3 separate regions of the Mus musculus genome follow, and all the other regions are linked to region 1. A link is a loop called in an ENCODE intact Hi-C map of the cell type or tissue named here. Cell type or tissue: left cerebral cortex. All regions are shown on one strand. Region 1 overlaps Oxtr (oxytocin receptor). Region 2 holds the start of 1700054K19Rik (RIKEN cDNA 1700054K19 gene). Region 3 holds the start of Gm40395 (a long non-coding RNA gene).

The links. Peaks named below come from ENCODE experiments on the same cell type or tissue, not always from the same donor. Only the 100,000 strongest peaks of a DNase experiment are listed, where the experiment ranks them.
Region 2: it touches region 1 in a loop (3-fold over the local background); 18 of 42 quality-filtered maps call a loop at or near these places.
Region 3: a loop joins it to region 1, with 2.0 times the contacts of the local background. A loop is called at or near these places in 2 of 42 quality-filtered maps.

Annotation. Positions count from the first base shown.
Region 1 is chr6:112,479,702-112,487,701 of GRCm38, reverse strand. The region is part of intron 1 of Oxtr (oxytocin receptor); the gene reads left to right. Among named protein-coding and RNA genes, the nearest start is that of Oxtr, 6.1 kb to the left of the region's middle. In left cerebral cortex, a CTCF peak has its summit at 3,190 (motif pointing right); a DNase peak (open chromatin) is centred at 3,198.
Region 2 is chr6:112,207,285-112,215,284 of GRCm38, reverse strand. 1700054K19Rik (RIKEN cDNA 1700054K19 gene) reads right to left here and starts at 4,577. Exons shown (of 3, transcript NR_027865.1): 1 at 4,521-4,577; 2 at 3,703-3,767; 3 at 2,766-3,095. In left cerebral cortex, CTCF peaks have their summits at 4,127 (motif pointing right), 6,338 (motif pointing right) and 7,849 (motif pointing left); DNase peaks (open chromatin) are centred at 3,690, 4,627 and 7,840.
Region 3 is chr6:112,421,039-112,429,038 of GRCm38, reverse strand. Gm40395 (a long non-coding RNA gene) reads left to right here and starts at 4,528. Exons shown (of 3, transcript XR_869358.1): 1 at 4,528-5,485; 2 at 5,809-5,916; 3 at 6,244-6,306. In left cerebral cortex, CTCF peaks have their summits at 4,393 (motif pointing right) and 7,962 (motif pointing left); DNase peaks (open chromatin) are centred at 2,623, 4,765 and 5,052; H3K27ac peaks cover 285 bases.

The sequences.
Region 1 (8,000 bases):
AGCAAATTTGGCCAGAGTTGACAGCTCAATCTGAGGCGTCCTGAACCAGGAAATGACCAGCCACAGCCGGAGAGCTGTGTGAGGTACAAGGCTAAAGTGGGAATTTTTAAATAAAGCTCCAGGCCTAGCTGCGTCCTCAGCAGGATTTAAGGGTCCTAGCCCCTGTGGTGTAGAGGGACTCTAATACCAATGGCGGCAGACCCCAGATGGGTGCTTCTTAGGGCAAGTCTGAGGGATACCCGCTGTATTAGTATTAGTCCTGTCTCTGTGACAAAGGTCACTTAAGGAAGAAGGGTTTCTCTTGGCTTGCAGTTTGAGGGTACAGTCCGTCATGGTGGGAAGGGGTGATAGCAGGCGGCTGGTCACATTGAGGCCATTGGCAGAAAGCAGACAGAGGCGAGTGTTGTTGCCCAGCTGGAGTTCTCCTTGTTCAGTCTAGGCTGCAGCCTACAGACAGTGGCACCCATATTCAGGTCGGGTCTTTCTTCCCTGTGTAAGCCTCTCTGGAAATGTCATCCTCACAGACATGTTCAGAGATGACTGGAAATCCTGTCAACCATTAGACCTGACCTCCAGCCCTGTCTCCTGTACTAACTGGTTCTGAGATGCTGGGTCAGGGCCCCTTTGTCAGTCCCTGATCCTCTGTGTCTAGCCCTTAGGATAAGGAAAGTTCCCTGTAGTGCCTGCAGTGCCTATGGTGGGGACACCTTGGAGGGCCTTGTTCCTCAGTGACCTATCCCAGTAGAAAGCCATGGAGAGGGTGGGCACAGGGACACTGGGCAGGTTTTTCCTTCTTGGCCCTGGAACACCCTCCAGCTTGATTCTGCAGGCTAAACATTGCCATCAGATGAGCAGTTTTCAACTACTTTGGCTCCTGGAGGAGGAAGGATGTGAGCACTTATGGAGCCGTCTCCCTGGGTTCTGCCGCAAGTGACTTTAGCTCTCCAACTCACAAAGGTTTGATGAATGTTGAGGACTAGTGAGTGAGGCTTGCTGCACAGCTTTCCCCATAGGACCGGCGTCCCAGTGCGCTGGGAGAAAGGAGGCCAAAGGTAGCAGGAGGCCTTGGATCTGGGGGCTTAGCCTGAAGCCCGAGAGGTTTTAGATTTGGGGAGCCAAGCCTACAGCCTGGGCCACAACAAACTTTTTGCAGAGCCTGGGCTGGGGCTGGGGCTGGGGCTGGGGCTGGGGCTGGGGCTGGGGCTGGGGCTGGGGCTGGGGCTGGGGCTGGGGCTGGGGCCTGCTTGCTTTCACCCCACCACTTTGTTCTGGAAAGTTAGAAGGTGAGAGCACCCAAAGGCACCTCCCAGTGGCTAGGCTGTAAGGCTCCTAGACTTCTTTAGGCTCTGCTGACAGGTCCTCACACACAGGAAGGAGCAAGTCCGCATCAGAGACTTGTTACCATCTGTAGGATTGGGGCCTCTCAGTAGCATCAGGGCTATTCCTGTCCGAGAAAGAGGGGTAGCAGCCGTGATGGAGGGAGACCCCCTTTCTGGGTATCAGTTTGAGAAGGCAGACAAATGCTCACCTGTGCTTGCCTGGACTATCTCCAATTCTCATCAAACTCAGTAAGTAGATACGCTCAACCGGAACGGGAGGAAACTGAAGGAGACAGACTCCACACTTCCTATCTCGGACATAGTCCTTAGACCCCATGTAACCTCCCATAGGAGAGGGACAGGCTGAATTGTCCCTCGCTCTGCTCCTGCCTCTGAGGGGAACCTTGGCATCAGGAATTCGGGCTCTTGTCTAATGCTGCTTTGTGTGCCCTGTTGAAGACCCGCAGGAACAGAGGAGACACTTCCTCTCTGGTCTGATCATCCTGACATCCGGGTTTTTCTGAGCCTCCTTGTGTGTGCCCCACCCTATCATGCCCCTGCCTACGACAGGCTGCTCAGAACTCCAGGTTCCAAACCCCTAAAGCCTTGCATGTCTCTGCTGCCTTAACCACGCCCCCACCATCTCTCTCCTTTCTCTTCCCATTGCTTCCTTGGCTAGAAGCATGACTTTCGGTCACACCACTCTTGGTAGTTTGGAATAAATCACCTGTGATTTATGTGATTGTTCATTTTATACATGTGAGTGTCCTCATGTATGTGTGTGTGTTGGCACACGTCTGTGTATGCCCATGTGTTTATGTGTGGGTATGGGTGCATGACTAAGGGTGTGTGTGTGTGTGTATTTATGTGGGTGTAGGCTTGTGGGTGAACCTCTGCATATGTATATTTATTTTGGTGTGTGTTTGTATGTGTTGTATGTTCATGTGTGTTCATATGGGTGTTGTATAATTGTGTTTGCCTTTGTGCATGCATTTGCTTTCATGTTCGTTGGGTTCATGAGTGTGTATACATTGTGTGTTTCCTTGTGTAGGTGTTGGTTCATTTGCATTTGGGCATACACATGTGTGTACATGTGAATGTTGTGAATGCACTGTATATTTACTTGTGTGGGTGTTGGTTCATTTGCATGTCATGTGTGTTTGTGTGTATGTTGGTGCATGTGGGATTCAGGGAGCATTAGTGTGCCTGCATGTATTTTGTGTGTGTGTATGTGTGTGTGAGCTCTGCTCATGTGAGAGTGGATGCATGTATATGAATGGTTATGCATGTGTGTTTAGGTTCTCATGCACTTGTACACGTGTGCATGTGGAAACCCAAGGTCAATGTTACCAGTGGCTCAGGTGCCTTCCACTTTGCTTTTGAGACATTGCCTCTCACTGGCCTGGAACTCACTGACTCAGGCCACTTGGCTCATGAAAGCCTCAGTTTCCATTTCCGTCTCCTCAACAGTGGGAGGGCGAGCCTGGACCACTGTGCTGGCTTCTCAACATGGGTGCTGTCGATCTAACTAGGTTCTCATGATTGCAAGGCAAGCGCTTTCCCAGCTGAGTGGTCTCTTCTGCCTAATAACGGTGTCTGCTTTTGAAAAATACGAAGCAACTCTTAACAAATGCCAAGGCCTTAGGGAGCCAGGTTGTGTGGGAGGACTGGTTTTGAGAACAGTAGTATGGTTGGCTAGGGCAGGGGTAGCAGCTAGCTGGCCTGGGGTGCTGAAAGCTAGGAGTGCCTAGCTCTGGATTTGGAAGTGTCCCAGCTAGACCATTGATGAGGGGGAGAAGAGGCCAGCTGTCCTCGGTTTTACTGGGCTGCGTGTTCCTGGGTCCTAGTCACTGGCAGTTCTTGGCCAGGAGATGGCGCTTCTGTGTCAGGCCTCTGCCCCCTTGGCCACACCTCACACCTGAACAATCACCCAAGCTGGTTTGTTCTCTCTCTACCCACCCCGCTCTCTGAGTGTGAACCTAATTTTCCCAGAGGGAACTGCATTTGAGTCCAGTCACCCAGTTAGCAGGCCATGTCCTGTCATCTACCAGGGAGATTGTCTTTTTGCCTTTCCGATGTGGTGGAGGAGGAGGTGGCCGATTTATCAAGACTTCCTGTCTGCTAATTTCATGCTTCAATTCAGGTCAGTCCCTTATCGACCTCTTCTTATTTTCCAGTCTCTGCTTGCAGCCGGGGACACAGAATCAAACGGGACGTAGTCTCCAGCCCAGGAGTATTAAAAAATAATGAGAACATGATGGGTTGACTCCACACTAGAAGTATTCATTTCCCATGTAATGTGAATGTTCGTCCGAGGCAGGCAGTGGCTGATTCTGTATCCCTGGGGGATGTGGAGGGACCAGGAGGGTTTCAGAGAGGAATCAATGTTTGAAAGGGTTTCTGATGGCTGAGTAGGAGCTTGCTGTACAAAGAAGCAGGTACGCATTAAGAGTTGAAAGCACCAGACAGTTACTTTCGTCTTTTTCTCCATTCTCTAGCCGTATGAGCTGGGAGAGCTGGAAAGAATTTTAGTTGCACACAAATCACTGAGGTCCTGGTTAAAAGGATGATCTGACTGAGGACCTCGGGGGGTGGAGCCCGAGCGCCTGCATCTTTGGCAAATGTGCACGTGATGCTCAGTGGTAACCACAGAGCATCTGTGTTCTGGCCCGCAGAAACACTCTGAGTAGAAGAGCTTGAGGATGTAGTCTGTGACCCGAGTCTGTCCCTGTCCTCTCACATGCTTCCATATGAACTAATGATATGGAGTATGGAGGAAGATATGGCTTTTCTCCTGCAGCCCGACCCAATGGCCTCGCATGTTAGCCAGATGTGACCAGAGCCTGAGCAAAGGCTGTTTTAACTTCAGTAACCGAGATGCTCTCCACCCCAGCCCCGAAATGCATGGGGCTAGCACACCACAGAGAGTTCTAGAACAATCGTAGTTGGAAACGTTCAGTCTTTGCAAAGATGCATCCCTGTGGCATATCTTGAAACCCCATCTTTCTGTAAACATGCATTTAGAAGGAACAGTTTGAAAGGCTTGTCAGAGCCCCCTTGCTACCCCAGCACAAGTCCCTGTTGTAACAGGAGCTTCCCCTCAGTTTTACATATTTTAGGGAAAGTCTTGCCCAGGAGGCTGGCTTCTTGGCTAAGACTCTTATGAGGTGGCTAATGGCTATGACTCAGAGGAGAGGAACCGTACACCTTTGTTTGCACTGTGTGTGAATGCCTGGGTTGCCTCAGGAACAACACAGCCTTTGGGGCTGTGGCCAGCTGTCTGCCAGCTGTTCTGGGCTATTTGGGCCCTCAATGCAGGTTACAGTGAGTGTCCGGAAGTACAAAAGGGGGGATTCTAGGGGCTTGGGTAAAACTGGTCTGGTGGGGATGGAATGCTTGGTGCTATCCCCCACAGCCTTCTGCTTCTTCCCCGCTCCCCACCCCCCATGGCTCATGCGCATGGGAGGCACTCTATCAGGTGCATGGCACCCCAGCACCTGGCTCTGGCTAGCACTGTGTTGTTTCTTTTGCCCATGCTCCTGCCTGGCAGTGGGAGCTCCCATTTTCAGGTGTCCGCATATCCCAGCCTCTCCTGCCTCTCCCCCAGATGATGCCACTCTCAGTTCAGAGCAGAGCATTTCACTCAATGTGTGAATCCCTGTGCCCAGGAACTTGATGAGTCTACACGGGTCCTCAAGTGCCAGCTTAGATCTGCTGAGGATAAATTCATTGGATACAGAGTGTGGATAGGTGTTTGATGCCCCCACCCCCAGGCAGCTTCTGGGCAAATGACTGGCAAGTGGCAAGTGGATGGCTCAGCATACCCACCCATTCATCTTCCCTTTCTGGCAGGGACCAGCCTTGCTGGGTGGATATCCTTGGGCATCTGCCCAAGACCTCTACCCATAGGGAGGGTGTGATTATTATTTCAGGACAGCGGGAGACAGGATTCTATAGCTGACTCTTCTGGTGAGTCCCCTGAAGGATGGAGGTCTCACTGCTGCAGAAACCCACCCTGCTGGGCTAATTACAGTGATGGCAGTGTACGTTTTCCCAAGTAGATTCTTTTGAGTTTCTCTAGTGTATCCATCTGATCTCAGGACTCTTCTCTTCTCTTCTCTTCTCTTCTCTTCTCTTCTCTTCTCTTCTCTTCTCTTCTCTTCTCTTCTCTTCTCTTCTCTTCTCTTCTCTCCTCTCCTCTCCTCTCCTCTCCTCTCCTCTCCTCTCCTCTTCTCTTCTCTCTTTCTCCCTCCATCACTCCCTCTTCTTTGATTCTCTTTCTTTCTTTCTTTCTTTCTTTCTTTCTTTCTTTCTTTCTTTCTTTCTTTCTTGTGCTAAAGGAATTAAGGGCAGTTTATTTAACTCCTAATCAGGAGCCTGTCCTTGGACTTAAATGAATGACAATAGTTGATCCTGTCTTTTATCCACAGTGACAGGAAGTCCTTACACTCTGTCTTTAAGATCCTCTCCATTTTCCCACTTTCCTATGTGGCCTCAATGTCCAGAAGAGGAAAGCCACACTCAGAGGATAGACATGTCTTGGAGAGGAATGGGGTCTGGGGTGGGGGGGGACTCAGACCTGGGTGTTTAGGAAGAATCCTGTATTCCAGGCATCCCTCCTTGGAGTAGTTTCTCCTGGGCTCAGGTCTCTTTTGGTGTCTTGGCTCCCTTCCCAGGCAACTTTTGTGCATGCCTCCACTCTGGCTTCTCTATCTCTCTATTTCTGTCCTGATGCCATGGTGGCCTTGTCTTCTGGGAAATGTGACACAAGGCTTACAAAGATCTTGCAATCTGGGATGTCTCTGCAAGGAATTCAGATGAAGGCTGGGTTCCTGGCCTTTGAGCATCCTCATTGAGCATTCATAAGAGGTGGCTACTCTTCTGTCCAGAGAGACAACAAGAGACCTCCACTGTGAGTGTTGAGCAGCCTGTGCTGGCAGTTGGAGAGTGAGCTCTGAGTCTGAAGGGCTGAGACTATAGCTTCCCCTACTTGAAGAGATGGGACCACATCATCCTCTTCTTGAATGGCTGGGACTGCAGCATCCTCTTCCTGAAGGGGTGGGACTAAAGCATCTCATAGCCTGTTGCACTTGCCTAAAGGCATAGACTAGGCCAATTAATGCCCTTAGAAAGGAGATATGCCCAACCATTTAGCTTCTCTGGGCAACACTGGACAAAGACAAAAGATTGTCTCGGGCAACATGTTTAGATCTCAAGAATGTCCAATCCATAACCCTCAGGTTTGGGGAACATACATATGTTTATTAAGTGTGACACTGAGACACAGTGTTGTCTTTGACAGAGTTCTTACTTGAGGACTGCACAGTCAAGCTTCAAAAGTATAGTGTGATGCTTTAAGTAAGTTTACAACATTATATTGGTTTGCATTATGTCTTTCCTGGGCTGCATATAACCTGTGGGCTGTAGGCTGGATGCTCCTGCAAGCATTAGCCAACCAGTCTACGAGTTGGGAAAGAAGATGAACACAGACAGAATCTCAGCGTGGGAGAGCACCAAGGGATGATATAGCCTTGGACCTGCAGCCTGCAAGGCTGGTTAAACAGAAGGCAGAGGGGGTGACTGTATGTGCTCAGAGCTGGTGAGTTGGCTTATGCCCTCGCTGAAGCAAGTCAGTGTAGGTCCCCCCAAATCTGCAGTGCAAGGTTAGACATTGCCAGGGCACAGAGAAAGACAACGCAAGCCAGGGGTCTCTGTATTCTTTTTGAGTTATTTGTTCTGTGGTGGAGCTAAGTCTCCATCTCAAAGTGCTTAAACCTACCAGTCACTGACAAACTGGAGGAGATCGGCAGTTTCACTGTGCAGGCCTCAGGGTGTGGACCTTTTAAAGCTAGCACAAGTGTCTCCATGTCTGCTGGCCTTCTTGGCTACACTCTGGAAGCAGTCAGTGACAGACATAGCCGCATGGCTGTGAAGCTTCCAGAAGCTCAGCCTGCCTGTTTCCCCGTGTGTGTGTGGGGGGGGTAATGCTATTGGGGATTACAAAAGCAACCTGCCAAGCAAGTGCATCCCTGCCAATGCAGCAGTGTTGGTGGCAATGAGGAGGCCATGCTCGCTGTCAAGGAATTTGAATTCTGAACCACCCTTGCCTGTCAGCCATGTCAGTCTCATAACATTCCGGTGAGGAGCGCTTAGAAATCATGGATACAGAGACGTTGAGTAACTTCCCAGAGAACACACAGCTCCAAAATATAGAGAGCCGCAGATCCTTGCCTAGATCTGTGTGTCTTAGAAGCAAAGGAGCAAGTCTGCTGACTGAGGTGTGGGCGTGGCTTCGGCCTGGGCTGCCCTAAGTGTACTTGCTCCTCCCCCCAGCGCCCTCGCTTCTACCCTTTAACACCGCCCCTCCTACAGACACTCCATCAAAGACTGCCTGACTTTCTCTAAGGATGACAAATACTTAGGCTTGTGGGGTTCGAGGTCTTGCTCACAGCTGTTCGACTCTGCCCCGGAAGTGCAAAAGCAGCCATTCACAGCCCGTGAATGAACATTCTAATAAAACTTTATTGACAAAAATAGAGCGCAGTCAGATTTTAGCCTATGAGCTGTAGTTTGCTGACTCTGGGTCTGTGCTTTGGGGACTCTCCTGTCCTTGAGAAGGATAATGATCCACTGGAAATCCTGAAGTCCTTTGCTAAGCACTCAGAGCCTCTAGGGACACTA
Region 2 (8,000 bases), 270 kb after region 1:
AGATCCATGGTTGCTGATTGGCTGAGGAGGCTCAATCTTGAAGACACTGGCTGTGAATTTGCTATCACACTGTAGATGCTCTGGTCACTGCCTCTTGAGTCCGTTTTATTTCTTCTAGTTTCTTTTTTTCTGATCCTCAGACTCTACGTCCTTTAATAAATTTCTTCTCTGCTTCAGTTAACCCAAATCTGTTTCTGTTGTCTCCCATGAAAGAACTTCACAGACACAATGATTAATCTGTTCAGTTTTATGGCTTGGTAATAGTCATCCAAGCCCGGAAAAGCATCCAGACTCAGAAGAAAGGGGAGAGCTCCACGTTCCTTCTCCTTGTATCTGTTCTCAGTCTTCCTATTTCCCACATTTGTATATAGTCTTTAGGCAATTTTATTGTCACTCAGGCAGTGGGGGATCACTGAATTAGTTAAATACAAGACTCAGCCCCCTCTTCTTTGCATATGTGTATGATATATGATGCATATGTGTATGCATGTGTGTGTATGTGTGTGATGCATGTATGTGCATGCAAGTTTGTGATCATGTGTGCATGTATATGTGTGTATATGTGTGTGAGCATGTGTGTACACCTGAGCCCAAGTATAGAAGTCCGAGATTAATATGGAATATCTTTCATGATTGCTTTCCACCTCAGCTTTTAAATCAGGGTTTCTTCCTGAACCTGGGACTCATTCATTTGGCTAAATAGGCTTGTCATCAAGCTCCAAGATTCCATCTGTTCCAGTCTACCAGGGGTAGGATTACAGATACACACTACCATGCCTGGCTTTTTGGGTGAGTGCTGGGACTTGAACGTAGGTCTTCCTCTTTGTGTAGCAAAAACCATTGTGTCCTCTTCTACCCCCTCAGTGATCCTCTTGTGGAAAGCTTTGTGACTTCTCTGGGTGTTGGTAGTGGGACCATCTATTGCCTCTGGAGTCATCATCTCTTGAGGAGACACAGTCCATATTTCTCCATGTTTCATATGCGTGTAGCTCTTCCTCTCCAAAAAAGGAATTGTTCTTATTTTTTTTTCTGGGTCTTGGAGAGTTTCCATTCTGTTTTTCCTGGAAAGCTATCTACAACCCTGGAGTTGTTCCACTCCTGGGGATGTGTAGCAGAGACCAGTGTTGATGTTGGTGATGGCTCTATCAGAGTGTTTGAAGCCTAAACAATGAGTCCCCACATCCATCGCAGCACACTGCTGAGGTGTCCCCTTCACTTGACTATGATATGTAGCTTTCTAGCATCTCATGGGGCTTGCAGTCCATCCAAACAGAAGAAGTAGCCTGACAGTCTTCAGGAAAACATCAAATCTTTCTGTTGGAATCACTAGGAGACATTCTAGTTCATTGAAAATGGTCTTTGAAAACGTTTCATTTAGAAAAAAATTTAAAAGAATGTCTATGTATGAAACTAAGAATCTTACAGTGTGTTTTTTCTACCTGGCTGCTAGGAAGAGCTTAGGTACGTTTGTTGCTACTCATAGATTCTGGGTTCTCTATTCCACTGTATATCTTATTTCTTAATTCCTTTTCCTTGTGAGAATTCATTAATGCAGCATTTATTTTATTAGCAACATTATGATCTTTTTAAAATACAAGCTATTTCAGAGCTCTTTTCGGGAGGTATAGAGCACAGATTATTGATACTAGTTAGCCTGTTGTTGCTCCTGCCAAGACAGCGCTATCCACCAGCTCTCTTAGATATTCTTCAGCTGATTCTACTTCCCTCCTTCCACCTCCTTGAGCATAGCAATTGGACCAGCCTCAGCCCCAGCCCCAGCCCCAGCCCCAGCCCCAGCCCCAGCCCCAGCCCCAGCCCCAGCCCTAGCCCCAGGCACAGGGCAGGCACTCACTTACCACTTGATTATGCTTGCTAAGTTTGTTCATACTTGGTCCTCTGGATTAGAAATGGTCATGAACTAAGATACTTGGTTCATTTTAGAATAAGGGAAGGAGCAACTGAAGCAGGGATCCTAAATTGGTAGCCTGGGCAAGGGTTGTCACGGTCACGGCTGTGTTGTATTTCTGTTTTGTTTGGCTGACCTAGTACTTCAAGAGGTGACATAGCAAGTCAGGGGGGACAATTGGTTACAAACCAAGTAGCTAAGCTTTGCCATTGTTTTCTCTTTCAGGTTCACTCCCCCTTACCCCCTCATTCTTCGAGTTAGAGACACTTGGCTATTTGGTTATTTGCCCATTCCATCAGAAGGCAATGCACGCTTAAAAAAAGAAACACATTTCCCAATTATAGGAAACACCAAATACTACAGTCATTCCAGGTCTCTAAAGGGAAGTGCTTATTTTAGTTATTTCTTGCTTACTTGGATGGGAGAATTTTAATAGGAAATTGTCCAATTAAACAATCCAAAGCCAGTCTCAAAGTTTACCAGAGTGCCTTGAACTCTGCCGATGCACAGCATTCTGACTTTTGAAAAGAGTCTTAAGTTATGTGTCTGCACATGAGTCTGGGGAGTGGTTGTGTGTTTGTGTGTGCCTGTGTGGACGCAACTGCAATTGCCACTAGAAAAGGGCAGCAGAACACCTGGAACTGGAATTACAGATGGTTGTGAGCTGCCATGTGGGTGCTGGGAACCGGACCCTATTCTTTTGCCAGACCAAGTATTGATAATCACTGAGTGATCTCTCCTTCCCCGATGAGTGAACTCTAATAAATGATAATTATCTAGGTGTAAACCTGTCAGTCATTGGGGTTCCTCTAGCGAGAAGTCACTGCTCTAGTCTGGCAAGGTCATGAGCAAGCTGTCCTTTGTTCTTGGAAAGTTTATTATTATCCTATTCCATAGGTATCAAAATATGTCCTCCTGACCTCTGTAAGAATGATAATTACACCAGGCTGTAAATGTGTGTACCACAAGAGGAAGTACAGTTCACCAGGCCAACTGCTCTCCACTCTTAGTGTGTCTAGCAATCACCTTTGTGGCTTGTTCTCCTTGCCATTTCTGAGTCCAGTGGCTACCACTCTTCAGATGAGGTAATGCCTGCATCTTGCATACCTAGCCTCCATGGAGAGAGTCTGACACAGATAGTCCCAGAATTAGTTTAAGAAATGCAGAAGGCAGGCTTGATCTCAGTTATCTGGAAAGAAGGTTGAGACAGGAAGGTGGTAAGTTCAAGGCCTACCCGGGCAACTTAGTGAGACTTTATCTCAAAAAATCAAGAACCCAACCCAACCAACCAGCCAAAAACAAACAAACAAACAAACAAACAAACAAACAACAAGTGGATAAAGCACCCAAGATTTAAAAAAAGCAGGAATGATTCAGAGAATTGAGTTCTTGAAAGTCTGGGCATAGATATCTTCTGAAAATGACACTGAAGATGTAGGTGCCTGGCCTCTGTCCCCTGATGATCTGATTGAGCCGATTTAGAACTAGGCCCAGGAACCTGCTTTTGTATTAGTCACCTCAGGCTAGGGGTCAGGAGGACATATTTTGATACCTATGGCATTGGATATTAAACTTTCCAAGAACAAAGGACACCTTGCCAGACTAGAGCAGTGACTTCTGGCTAGAGGAACCCCAGTGACTGGCATGTCTATACCTAGACTGTCAATTCTATAGGCAGAGGACGCAGAAGATGTGGCTTAAGGGGGGGGAGTGGTTTATCAGCTGGTAGTTTAACCAGTCATCTGTGCTGGGGAAGTCAGGGTAGCTTTGATTTTCTTCATGAGATGTAGTATTACCTGAAATGAGAGCGCATGGGCAGACAGCATGACTCAGCTTGAAGCTGCAGATTCAATTCCAAGCACTGTGAAAAATAGGTTAAGAGCAGTTAAGAGCAATGAATAGTAAGCAAGATGGTGTTCTATACTTGTGTGCAGAAGGGAAGTACTGCACATGTGGGTTTACTGCAGTAGAAAGTGAAAGTAATGTTCACCGAGCACCTACTGTATATCGGATCATATTAATTTCATTCCTTAGCTGTTAAATGCTCACATTGACCCTGTGATGTATACAAGATGGGTTTATTAAAAGATGATATATATATCATATATATCATATATATATATATACATATATATATGAATTTACACATATGAGTATTTTACCTACATGTATAAACTTGCATCATGTATATGCAGTACTCCATTGAGACCAGAAGAGGGCATCAAATACCCTGGAACTAGAGTTAAAGACTGCTGGGAACTGCCAGTGGGTGCTGGGAGCTGAACCTGGGCTCTCTCAAGGGCATCCAACGCTGGTGAAGGTAAGTAAACTGAACAGAAAGGTACCGACTTCCTGTTTCTTTGTCAGAATGACTTAATGTCTCTTCAGGTACCAGTGCCTACAAGGTTACATACTATGAGAGCACAAGTATAATACAGTCCTCCCCCTACATCTTACGATGGCTCTCTCTCCCATTGGGCAATGCCCTGGTAATATGGGATCCAAGCGTTGCACTTTCCCAGCGTAACACTCCCCCTGGAGCCAGGCCAGTGCAGCTCCCAGATGACAAACTGTTTGCTCTGTGTCTCTGGTATGCGCCTGGTGTAATATTTACCAACTGGTCGGCTCTGTGGACAGAGCAAGCCCTGAGACTGTCTGTGTTTGCTCCACTGTGCTTCCTGGCTGGGACCATTTCCATGGTAACAGCCCTTCCTGTCAGCCGGCTTGAAGGAAGGCACAAAGGACCACACTGTTGGGAATTGCTGCCTGTGGGCCCATGGGCTTCAGTTTTTCTCTTGGCTCTTTAACAAGAGGAGCAAAGCCTTCTCCTGAGCACTTCCTCTTTACTTTCCTGTGCCCTGAAAGTGATCTTTCTGGCTTTGTGTTTTACATCCTGCAGGAAGGCTAGGTTCTGTGATTAACTGGTGGTGAGGAGGGCGGGGGTAGGGGGTAGAGAAGTAGGGATGAGCCACAGAGGGATGTAATGGGATCCCGTGGTTTGGTTTTGTTGGATTTTGTTCACTGTGCAGCAATGCAAGTTTGACCTGCTGGATGTTTTTCTCTTCTGAAGAGCTCACTCACCTTCCTGCCCTGTTTCTGATTTAGAAAGTTCCACTGGCTTGAAATATCCTTCCTTAACCCCAGCTCCCTCTTCCTAAACCCTCCTCTGGGCAGAAAGTCTGGTGTCTCTCTTATCCCAGGCTAAGCCTTCATCCCTTTATGGTCTCACTGGATGCTCCCCCAACCCCTGCCACCAATAGGCCCAGTGTGGCCTGTGGAGACCAAATACCAGCCATCAACTGGTAGCCACTTTCACATAGTAAAAACAAACAGGTGACATTAATTTTAACAGTATATTTTATTGAGCTAAATATATCCCAAATATTATCATCTCTACAGGCAAACAATATAAAAATATTTAACTTTCTCTCTTCCCACTGAGTCTCCAAAATCTGGAAGGCGTTTTACACTTGGCACACATCTTGGTCTAGACTAGCCACATCGCCTAATGGCTCCTGGCACTGGGGCTAGCCTGCCCTTCAATACCTTTCTAACCTCTCCTGATGTCGCAGTTTCCCAGAGCACTAGGATCCCCAAATCCTGTGGGATTTCCATATCCCTGTGCCCAGGTCTCAGCTGTCACCATTCTGGTTGCTCGGCAGTCATTTCTCTAAGTGGCCTTGAATTAATCTTTTAAATGCCATGATGTGACTTTTCATGTCACTTCTCCTGGACTCTCTTCTGCACTCCGCCAGCTATCTCTGGGATGGAGCTCAAGTCTGTATCATAAGGTCTTCTCTGTTACAGGAGCAGGGTCAGAACAAGCATTGGCCTCACATCCTGGCCATTTTGGGGTCTCCCCAAGAGTGTTTGCCTGCACGAGTGAGGATACTAGAGGTAGGATCCTGCTGTCACTTTACACCACTGCTGTTCTTCCTCTCCCTGCACCTCAGTGGGCAAGTGTGGCCCTAGCTAGACATTCCATGTCTTTCCGTGTTTTCTTTGTACCCTCATTTTTGCTTACTTCCTGGATCAGACAAAACACACAGAACATATCATACAGAGCATAGATGACTGACCAAGGCAAGTATTCCACCCAAGTCTAGTGCAGTGAAACGGTGGGTTTATTGTGGTTACTTCAGGAACAAGGGTGCGTTACTTCCATGAATGATGAAGACAGCAGTTAAGGACTCCAAAAAGCTGCATCCTTAAAGGTCCCTTCCCAACTTGGAGGCAGCTCCATGGAAGATAGGAGAGTCTCCTCTGCCCCAGTAATCATTTACAGCCTGTATATTCTTGGGAAGTGGGGGCAGTCTTGTAAATCTCAGAATTTTCCGAATTTCCCAAGTCCTGAGTTTGATGAGTTGCCTTTATTTTAAACCACATTCAGTTTTATTTTGTGTGTCACCTGCTTGTCTTTATTTGGACCATGGGTAGGCAGTGCCTACTGGTGGCCAGAAGAGGACACCAGAATCCCAGAGACTGGAGTTACTGACAGTGTGAGCAGGCGTGTCGGTCCTGGGAACTGAACCCAGGTCCTTTGCAAGAGCAGTCAGTGCTCTGAACCGATAAGCCATCTCTCCAGCCCATGTTCATCATCATCTTGAGCCTTGCAAGCTGCATTAGGTCATCACGTCTCATGGGCCTCCCCCATCACCCTCTAGGCAGAAATGTTTCAATTTAGAAGAGATAACTACACCACAGAGTCATGCTATCCAGTGGGAAATGACATTGAAAGATAAAACCCACTGATGAAAACTACAGGTACAACTCCTCCAATAGAGCGATGCAAGTAAGAGTAATCAATGACGATCCGAAGTTTACCCATGGAATCTGAAATGACTCCTTTAATGAGATGTCTGTGCTCCCAAGTCCATTGGTGCACTGGTCTCACAAAGGCAAGAAATGGGAGCAGCAGAGGTATTCACTTGGCACACAATGGGCAGAGCAAATGTGCCACACCTGCATGATGGATTACTGCCTAACCTTGGAAAGAAGGGAGTTCAGTCATTCGTTGAGAATATTAAAGTAACTGGGCAACATCACGCCAGTGATATGAGTCAGGCACAGTAGACACAGTGTGTTCTCACTTCTGTCTGGAATTTAAAGCAACTCAACTTAGAAGCAGAGGGTAGAGTAGTGGCTGCAGAAGTCGGGGTCCTAAGAAGATGGCAGGGGCCGGGCGGGGGGTGGGGGGGGGGGTAACAGTCAAAAAGACTCTTGGGAATGAAGAGATGGCTCAGTGGTTAAGAGCACTTGCTGCTCTTGCAGAGGACCCGAGTTCATTTCCCAGTACCCACATAGCAGTTCACTACAGTTCTAGGGAATCCCCTGTTAATATCTTTTGCTTCTTGGGGAAGTAGCATTTTTCCTCCACTAGCTGTTAGAATCTGCTCTTGTAAAATTGATGGTTAGGATAATGGGATGTAGGGATGAAAAGAGATGCTTGTATTTGTTATGGTGACTTGTGGGCTTGGTGGCCCAGTGGCTTTCAGTCATATCTCTGGGATATGTGTCATGATGTAGGTGCGAGTAATATGGACTCAATCCAAGGTTGGCCACTTTCTACCTGCATGGCACTGAGCAAGAAACAGTCTTTCACATCTCTGGATTAGCTGTAAAGCTGGGGTAGCAATTGTGCCGTCCTAGGGAGATACTGAAGATACAGGTGCTTGTATACCAGAGTTGCATTTGAACAGCCAACCCCGTGACTGGAACCCATCATCTCCTAAGTGCTTCTTTTTGATATCCTTTTTTAGCATTAAATACAAAATACTTTTGATTTAGTGACATCCAAACAGCCATCTCTGCTTGGGCTAGAGTCACTTGTACGTACCGTAGTTTAAAGACTCTTCCAGAGCTCAGTACAGAAATTCTTTAGCATCAAGGTTAACCTGGCCTGCTCTCTTGGAATACAGCATGGTTTGTGTTTGGTGCCATCTAGTGGTTATATGAGATAGTGGATGACAAAGCCCCAGTTCTGTTTCTGTCTCCTTTCCTCTACCCCGTCCCAGGTACCGTCTTCTGAATTTGAACAGCCACCACACGACTGGAGCCCACCATATCCTAACTGATTCTTATTAATGTCCTCTTT
Region 3 (8,000 bases), 59 kb after region 1:
CTCCACATCACCCAAACATCGTTTGTTCTTGTACAAGCATTCATGATGTGTCCGTCACTCTAAATCTTTCCTTTTACATTACTCATATTAAAGTGTTTTCTAGTGCTGATTGTGAGGGTGCAGACCCGTACTCCTTGCACCTCTGCAATCAGCTTTGGTTAATTTCATAGCATTCAGGTATCACTTGCTTGCTCCCATTTCTTGGTAGCTGGTGATGACACATCTTTCTTTTCTATGACATTTTACTAATTTCATTGTTTCCCCCCTGAAGGACTTTTCTCCTCCTACTGTTTGCATGCTGCCTGAAGGTTTTAATTGTTCACCTAAGCTCTTTAGACAGAGATGCGCTCTGACTCCTGTTCCTATTTGCTGATGGATGTGTTTCTTCCTGTCTCCCCCTCAAGTCTGCTCTCGAATCACCCTGTGTACCTCTAACTTATGAAACTTGATAAGTTCATGGTGTTGCTAGCAGCTGAGCGCTCGGGATACTGAAGGTTTAATTTGCAATGAAATGAATTGGCTTAAGCTTCCGTTGACTCTCTAGGCAGGAATGAGTTTTTTGTGCGTTTCCTGTCGCAAGCCCACTGCCAAGTGTGCAGTCTGGCATTCATTCCTTCTTTGCCCTGACTCCCCTTTTCCTTTCTATCGTGACTGAAGGGTTAGCTGAAGGGAAACCTTAAAATGTATGCTTCAGGCCAACAGGAAGACTGGCAGTGCCATCACTGGTCACTGCAAGAGAAATGGCCCTTAGGTCTAGATTCCCTTCACTTATTGGAACACTGTCCACTTGCCAAGATACACCTTTGTGTCCCCTGAGGGACAGCTAGAAACAACTGTTCACAACTTCCATTTGGGCCAAGGAACCAACCGAGTCCCACAAATAGCTTGCAAAATACCTGCTCCCTGATTCTATCTCTTGTTATTTTGTCAGTTTCCGTTTCCTCCCACACAGAAATGTCAGTGCTACAACAGAAAGAGTCCAAGACTTGGAGTCTGTGGGCATGGGCTTAGATGGCCTCTAGTGTCTCTGGATTATGAAGGCTGAAGAAATGGCTTAATGGGCAAAACACTTGCCACACTAGTATGGGGACCCGAGTTCCAGACAAAATCCATGGTGGTGGTCCCTTCTTGCCCTCAACCTATCCTGCCACTGGCAGGGAGAGAGGTTTCTCTCCTTCAGCTTCTTATAGCACCAAGGCAGGGCTCTCAACTGGACAATCCCAAGGAAGGACCTGACTAGCCTGGATTGGATCAGAGTTTGGGTTGAGACAATGGAGGCCTGTGATCAGCCAAATTAGAGTCACATGCTTATTCTTTAACCAATGCGCCAGGAGGAGGCAGGGGAAGATTAGGAAGGTCTGTTGATGCATCTCAGAAATGCCCACAGTTCATCTCTTGCTGCTTGTCAATATCTTCAGGAAGTTGGATTAGAGCTTCCAGGAAGAATTGTAAGGTGAGATTTGTTTCTTGGAAAGCATTTTTCTTTGTTTCTGAATCACCTCATTTATCCCAGCAGGACGGGATGTGGCAGTGAGTTTTAGGCCTTTACTAAACTTGTCTTATTTGAACCACAGCAGTGGCAGAGCTCAACCATAAATGTTCTATCTCAAACCTCAAACCCCTGGGAAGACTGGACCACGGGGAAGAAGCATGGCCTTGTGGCATTAAAAACCTACCTCTGGTACTGCCAAGCTCCACAGTCTGGTACCTGCAAGAAAGCTCATGAGTTCACTGAACCTGTTTCTCTGGATCTAGGAATCTCTCTGTCTCTGTCTCTGTCTCTGTCTCTGTCTCTGTCTCCCTCTCTCTCTCTGTCTCCCTCTCTGTCTGTCTGTCTGTCTGTCTGTCTGTCTCTGTCTCTCTCAACATTTGGAGTCATTAGAGCTGGATCTTTGACTTTTTTTGGAGACTGTGGTGGACATGGCATTCTGTCATGGTTTGATGCATCATCCTCTACCTCTAGACCCTGAGCCCATCTCAGACTTATAAGATAGTTGCCATGGTGTGCTTAGAACTGAGGATATGGTCTATGTCTAAGATATGGACCAATCAGGAAGAGTTGTCATTCTCTGTTAATAATGTCAGTCATAAGAAGCTGAAGGGGAGAAGCCATCCTCCCGGCCAATGCAGAGGTCTGTTGATGGCAAGGAGGGAGAGTCCTTTGCAGGAAGAGAGAGAGAGAGAGAGAGAGAGAGAGAGAGAGAGAGAGAGAGAGAGAGAGAGAGAGAGAGAGAGAGAGAGAGAGAGAGAGAGAGAGAGAGAGAGAGAGAGAGAGAGAGAAGGGGGAGGGTAGGGGGAGGGGGAGGGAGAGGATGTGGAGAGAGAGAAAGCACCTGCCCTGCTAACATAACTCTAGCATGAGCTACACCCCTAATCCACACCCTTTCTTTCCTTTCACTCATCACATGTATATTGTAAACATCATCTCTACCATTTCATCTCTACTAGGAGATGAAAGAATCTGGAGAGTCTGCAGCTCTCGCAGTGCTTCTTGTCACAACAAAATATCATGCTGTGAGGTGGTTATGGCAGCCCACAGCTGTCGTTGCAGCCCTTGGGAGGATGAGACGGGGAGAAAAATAAGCAGAAAGAAATCAGCATCACCTACTTTATCTCTGTGGTTGGATTTCAAGTCTTCATAACTCATCCCAACTAAAAATTGCCACTCTGAGCTGAATCGAAAGGCTGATAAGTAACTGCTCTACAATCTTTTCTGAACTTGGTACATACTTTCAGAAGTGCATCTGTTGAGAGGGTCATATTTTGGTTTTGCCTCTTAGGCTTAGTAACTCCTCGGTCCCCAGTTGCCTTGTCAGCGAGATGGAGATAAACCACCTTGCCCAACAGACTGAGGCAAGAACAAATATGGGTGAGGATATTAATGATCTGCTATAGTTTCATTCCTTGTTCTGAGGCCATGTGGCCAAATAGCCTAACAAAAAGAAACTTTGGGGGAAAATGGTTTGTTTATTTGTTTGCTTTTCTTACAATTTCAGATTATAGTTTGTTATTGTGGGGATTGTGAAATTACTGTGTGGCTATGATGATAATATTGTTCTTTGTCATAATGAATTTTTGAGGCTAATGGCTGAATGTGGAGTCAAACTTCTGGATTCAGGTTTTTGGCGTGAAACCTATTAACAACATGACCTGAGAACATTCCTCAGTTTTCTCGTGTGCAAAGTGGGAATAATAATTGTAGCGCTATCATCTTTGGTGTGTGAGAAGGCTCAAGGGAGAGAATCCACATGACATGTGCATGTGCAGTGTGTGTGTGTGTGCGTGTGCAGTGTGCAGTGTGTGTGTGTGTGTGTGTGTGTGTGTGGTCAGTCACTTTTGTTTGCTGAGCCATTGTCAGTTCTTTAAGACCATTTTTAGCAGTGACGTCACACATACATTAGGTACATTCATTGTCACCCTCCTCCTTTATATTCTCTATGAGTCCTAACCTTGAGTGTGCCATCCCACACCATCTCTATAGCTGTCCTTGGAACCATGGGAGACCCTGAGAACAAAAGCCCAGAGTTCCCTCCAACTGTAGCTCCCAAGTTAGAGGCCAGCAGGCTGGGCAAGCTTTTCAAGTCTACAGTCCAACTTCACTTCTGAATTTAGTACAGGGAGAACAGATGCAATGGTATGTATTCACAGAAGAGAAAGCAGAAATGCAATAATACCAGCAACGCTGATAGCTATCCAGTGTTGATCTGGATCGCATACTGATTATCCTAAAGCCTTTTTACCTTTCTGTTTCAGAAGCCCTACTTCCATCCAGCCTCCTTATAGAAGCCATCCAGTCACTCCCCCCCCCCCCCAGGGTCTGAGAGGTAAGATTCAATTTTCATAGCTAGCACTATTAAATTTTTTGTTTTCCTCAATGGTATAATATTCATTTAGAATTGGCTTTCATTTATGTTCTTCAAACCATATGTGTCTGTCCAGGGAGCAGGCAAGAGTCCAGTGTGGAGAGCTTCCCGGAAGTCAGTGTTTGCTGAACTGAAGAGGAGCCATGTTGGTTGGATGCCTGGGGAGTGGAGGATGGCTGGGAGACCATCCAGATTGGGCTCTTATGTGTTGCCTTATCCACTATGTCTCGGTATAATCTGGAGATTTTTCTAGATGCCATCTAGATTTCTAGATATCAAATCTAGATATCATATTCTTTGCCATTGGCTTCATGCCCAAATATAAGAAGGTGTACCCTGCTTTTGTCATGAAGACAATATTGTCTTGGAGTGCCATTGCCTTGCCCTGAGGAAGTTTAAGCACCCCCATGCAATGTTCCCATGTTTTCCCAAGAGAGGTTCTTCCCTGAGCTTATTATTTTTTTAAAAAGATTTTAAAATTTACTTTGTGTATATGAGTACACTGTAGCTGTCTTCAGACACACCAGAAGAGGGCATCACATCACATTACAGATGGTTGTGAGTCACCATGTGGCTGCTGGGAATTGAACTCAGGACCTCTGAAAGAGCAGCCAGTGGTCTTAACAGCTGAGCCATCTCTCCAGCCCTGAACTTATTTTTAACTTGGAGTTTCTACTTTAACTCAGATCAAAGTTTTCTCCATCTTTCTTTTACATGCTACATGCCAAATTGGAGACAAGCCAGCTAGGCATACTGTCCAAGTCTGCCTTGCAATGCTATCATTTCACACTCCAGCGTCTTTCTTTCTCTGGTTTGCTTTTGCTGGATGTGTGGTTAGTGTTACTCAATCTGACAGAATTTAGAGTCATCTGGGAGACAGGCTTCTGGGCGTACCTGTGAGAGTTGATCTTGATTGTGTTAGTCGAGGTGGGAAGACTCACCCACACTGGGTGAAATTATTCCTTGGCTGGGATCCTGGCCTGTGTGAATGGAGAGAGGGAGCAAAGAGCAGGGTGGGCTGTTCATTCCCTGCTTTTTGACTGCTATGTGATGTGCTCAGCCCTCCCAGGCTCCTGCCATTGTCATTTCTCCACCACGATGAACTGTGGCTCAGATGGTGGGCCAGAATAAACCCTTTCTCCCTGAAGTTGTTTTTTTGCCAAGAGTATTTTGTCATAGTCAGGGAACTGAGACAGTGCAGAAATGAAGCTTGAATTTCTCTCTGAACGAAGATCTCACCCACACGTGGCAGTTTGTGAACATCGTTGACTTCCTCTTGTGAAGATGGGGAAGGAGAAGGAGAATAGTCGTATCCCTGCCTTGCACTGTGATTGGGCAGTGGGCACCCCTGTGCAAGCCCCAACTTCCCTCTCCTGGTCCTTTATGATGCATCAGGAGATGTCATTTGAGATTCTTCAACTTCAGGTCATCTCTTCTCTATTACTTCTCCCTTCTACCCTTCACAGTTTTCTAGGGTAATTTCACTTAACAACAGCAATCCAGTTTTTCTTACATGGATTCTCATGACCTCATTGGATCCTTTCCCTGTATCTCCTGAGAGGATATCTCAAAATGAAGATGATTCATTATTAAGAAGAGGCGCTTTCCACCTGCTTCTGGAGGTCAACTGACATAGCCAAATCTCCAGCCCTGGCCTTCCATAGCCTGCTGTTTGGTCAAGGATCCCTAAAGGGTCCATAAGTGGCAGCTGTGGTCACCCTGTAGTACTACTAGGGTGATAACTTAAGAGTTCTTAGTTATTGGGGGGGGGGGGTCAGCTCATGAAGAGGACACCACTCTTTCCTCTCCTTTTGCTTCCCAGATGCCATGACGATTCCCCTGGTGACATACTCCTGCCGAGATACACTAGAGCATCACAGGTCCAAACAAGCATGGCCCTCTGTGAACACGAACCAATATTAACTGCTCTCATTTGGTCTTACAGTGATTTCTTCTCAACGGAAATGCTCCCTCTCAGAGGGAAGAGGCAGGCTCCCGAGACTCAGCAACCTACTGAAGCTTACCCTATGAGACCGAAGAACTCACAAAAGCTGTAAGGCCCCTCTCCAAGGTTACAAAGGCATAAGGGATTCCTGGGGGTGGGGGTGGGGGGTAGAAGACTCTTGGGCAGAGCTGCCTGCAAGTTGGCCTGGGAACTCCAGGGACACAGCTTCCAGGAGTCATTAGGATTTCCCCACACTACTGATGCCTTTTGAGGCTCCCATGCTCTTGTGAGTAGCTCCTAATCCATATTCTTCTAAGCAAACCCCACCCCCAACAACCCACTGATTCACTGAGCTGTAACTGAGAAGAATTGTGTATTTCATCTGCCATTTGCCATTTATCCGAAGTGATTAGACATTTCTTCATGTCTCCTCAGGAAAGGCCACCATAACGATAATGGACTGAGCACCTAAAACTGTAAGCCAGCCCCAATGAAATATTTGTTTTTGTAAGACTTGCCTTGGTCATAGTGTGTTTTCACAGCAATAAACCCCTAACAAAGGCAGCAGAGCATCATCTTGCTTTTCTGCAGACCTACATGCCCCCCCACCCCCTTTCTCAATAATCTCTCTTCCCACTAAGCAATAAGTTCCTACACTTGCTCGCATTGAAAACATTTAATTACAAAGGTTGCCAGTGAGGCGGTGGGAGGATTGTGAGCATTGGTGTGTGGCTGGGTGGGCTGACTGTTCCTGGATTATTAAGGCACAGTGGGCACAGGACTGGTTGAGGAACAGGAGTCACTGGCTGCCTCAGCCTTGGCCATATTCTGCTCCCATTCTGCTCCCATGGAAGCTCTCTGACACTAGGTCATCTGACCTGAATGTCACCTGTAGAGCCATGTGTTCTGGAGATGCTCCAGCCCCTTTGCTCCTAGAACTCCATGTACTCATGAGGTGGAGGAGGGATTGCACTCCTACATATGCTGGGCAAGGACTTAGGCCATTCTTTTCAGCCTTGAGTAGTTGAAGTCCAGGATTCTTAAGCTTAATGAAGAAAAGTTGTGGGTCCAGTCCTGGCCTTCACTTTTTTGGGCATCTGTTCCACCCTGCTCCTTCTAGAATCTTCTTGAGCTACTACTGCCCCAACTTGCTGTGTCATTTGAACCCCCTCTCCCTGACTCTATGTAGTCCTTGCTTTCCTGGCTCTATAGATCAGGCTGGCCTTAAACTCAAAGGTCTAACTGCTTCTGCTTCCTAACTGCTGATTTTAAAGCTAAGGACATCCACTACCACAAACTGGCTGCCATTTGACTCTCATAGATGCTTTAGACAGCTTCTCCGCCCCATTTCTCTCCTGTCTGTCAACTGCTATTTTGCTTTTCCATCAGCTGCCTTCCGACTTCCTGCCCTTTCCACATTTGATATTATTCATTATCTGCAGTGATTTAGGATATCAGATAACCAACCTCATTAAAACTCTGTCTGGGGCGTGAGTCATGGCTGTGAACGAGGATGTGGGCTCCTATACTGGGTGATGACAGTGTATTTGACTTTGTCAAAGCCCCTTTGGCTTTTCTCTGTGTATCTGAATCATACTCTGAAAGATCAAAATCCCACATGAAGTGACACCTGACCACAGGGGGTTGAATGTGAATAAGGGGAGACAGGGGTGGGCCACTGGGGGTACTCTTTGCTTGGGTGAGTCTGCCAGATGGGTAATCACAGCCCTGAGGGCCAGCTGTGGCTTCCTTCTGAATAACTTTACACATAATTGATTCCTCTTTGCATCTCTGTGGGCAGAGGAACACCTCTACCCTGAATACTGCTCTGGGGATAGATTCAAAGTGCCAGCATGACGCCTTACAAGGGAGCCAATGTTGTGGGGCAAGATCACAGTTCAGATCATGCCTGAGACCAGAGGGGGGGGGGAAGCTCCAAAAGTAACCTTCCAATTGTTTGAGGCTCACATGTGTGAATAAAAGATCTAATAACCTAAAAGAGGCCACCACAATTTCACAGAACAGTTAGAACCAGAAATAAGGGGCTGGAAAGATGTCATGGTTGATATCTACTGGTCTTGCAGAGGACCTGAGTTTGCAACTCTGGCTCCAGGGGATCTGACACCCTCTTTTGGCCTCTGTAGGTACTGCACTCCTGTGGGACACTTCCTCTCCGTTCATGCACATAATTA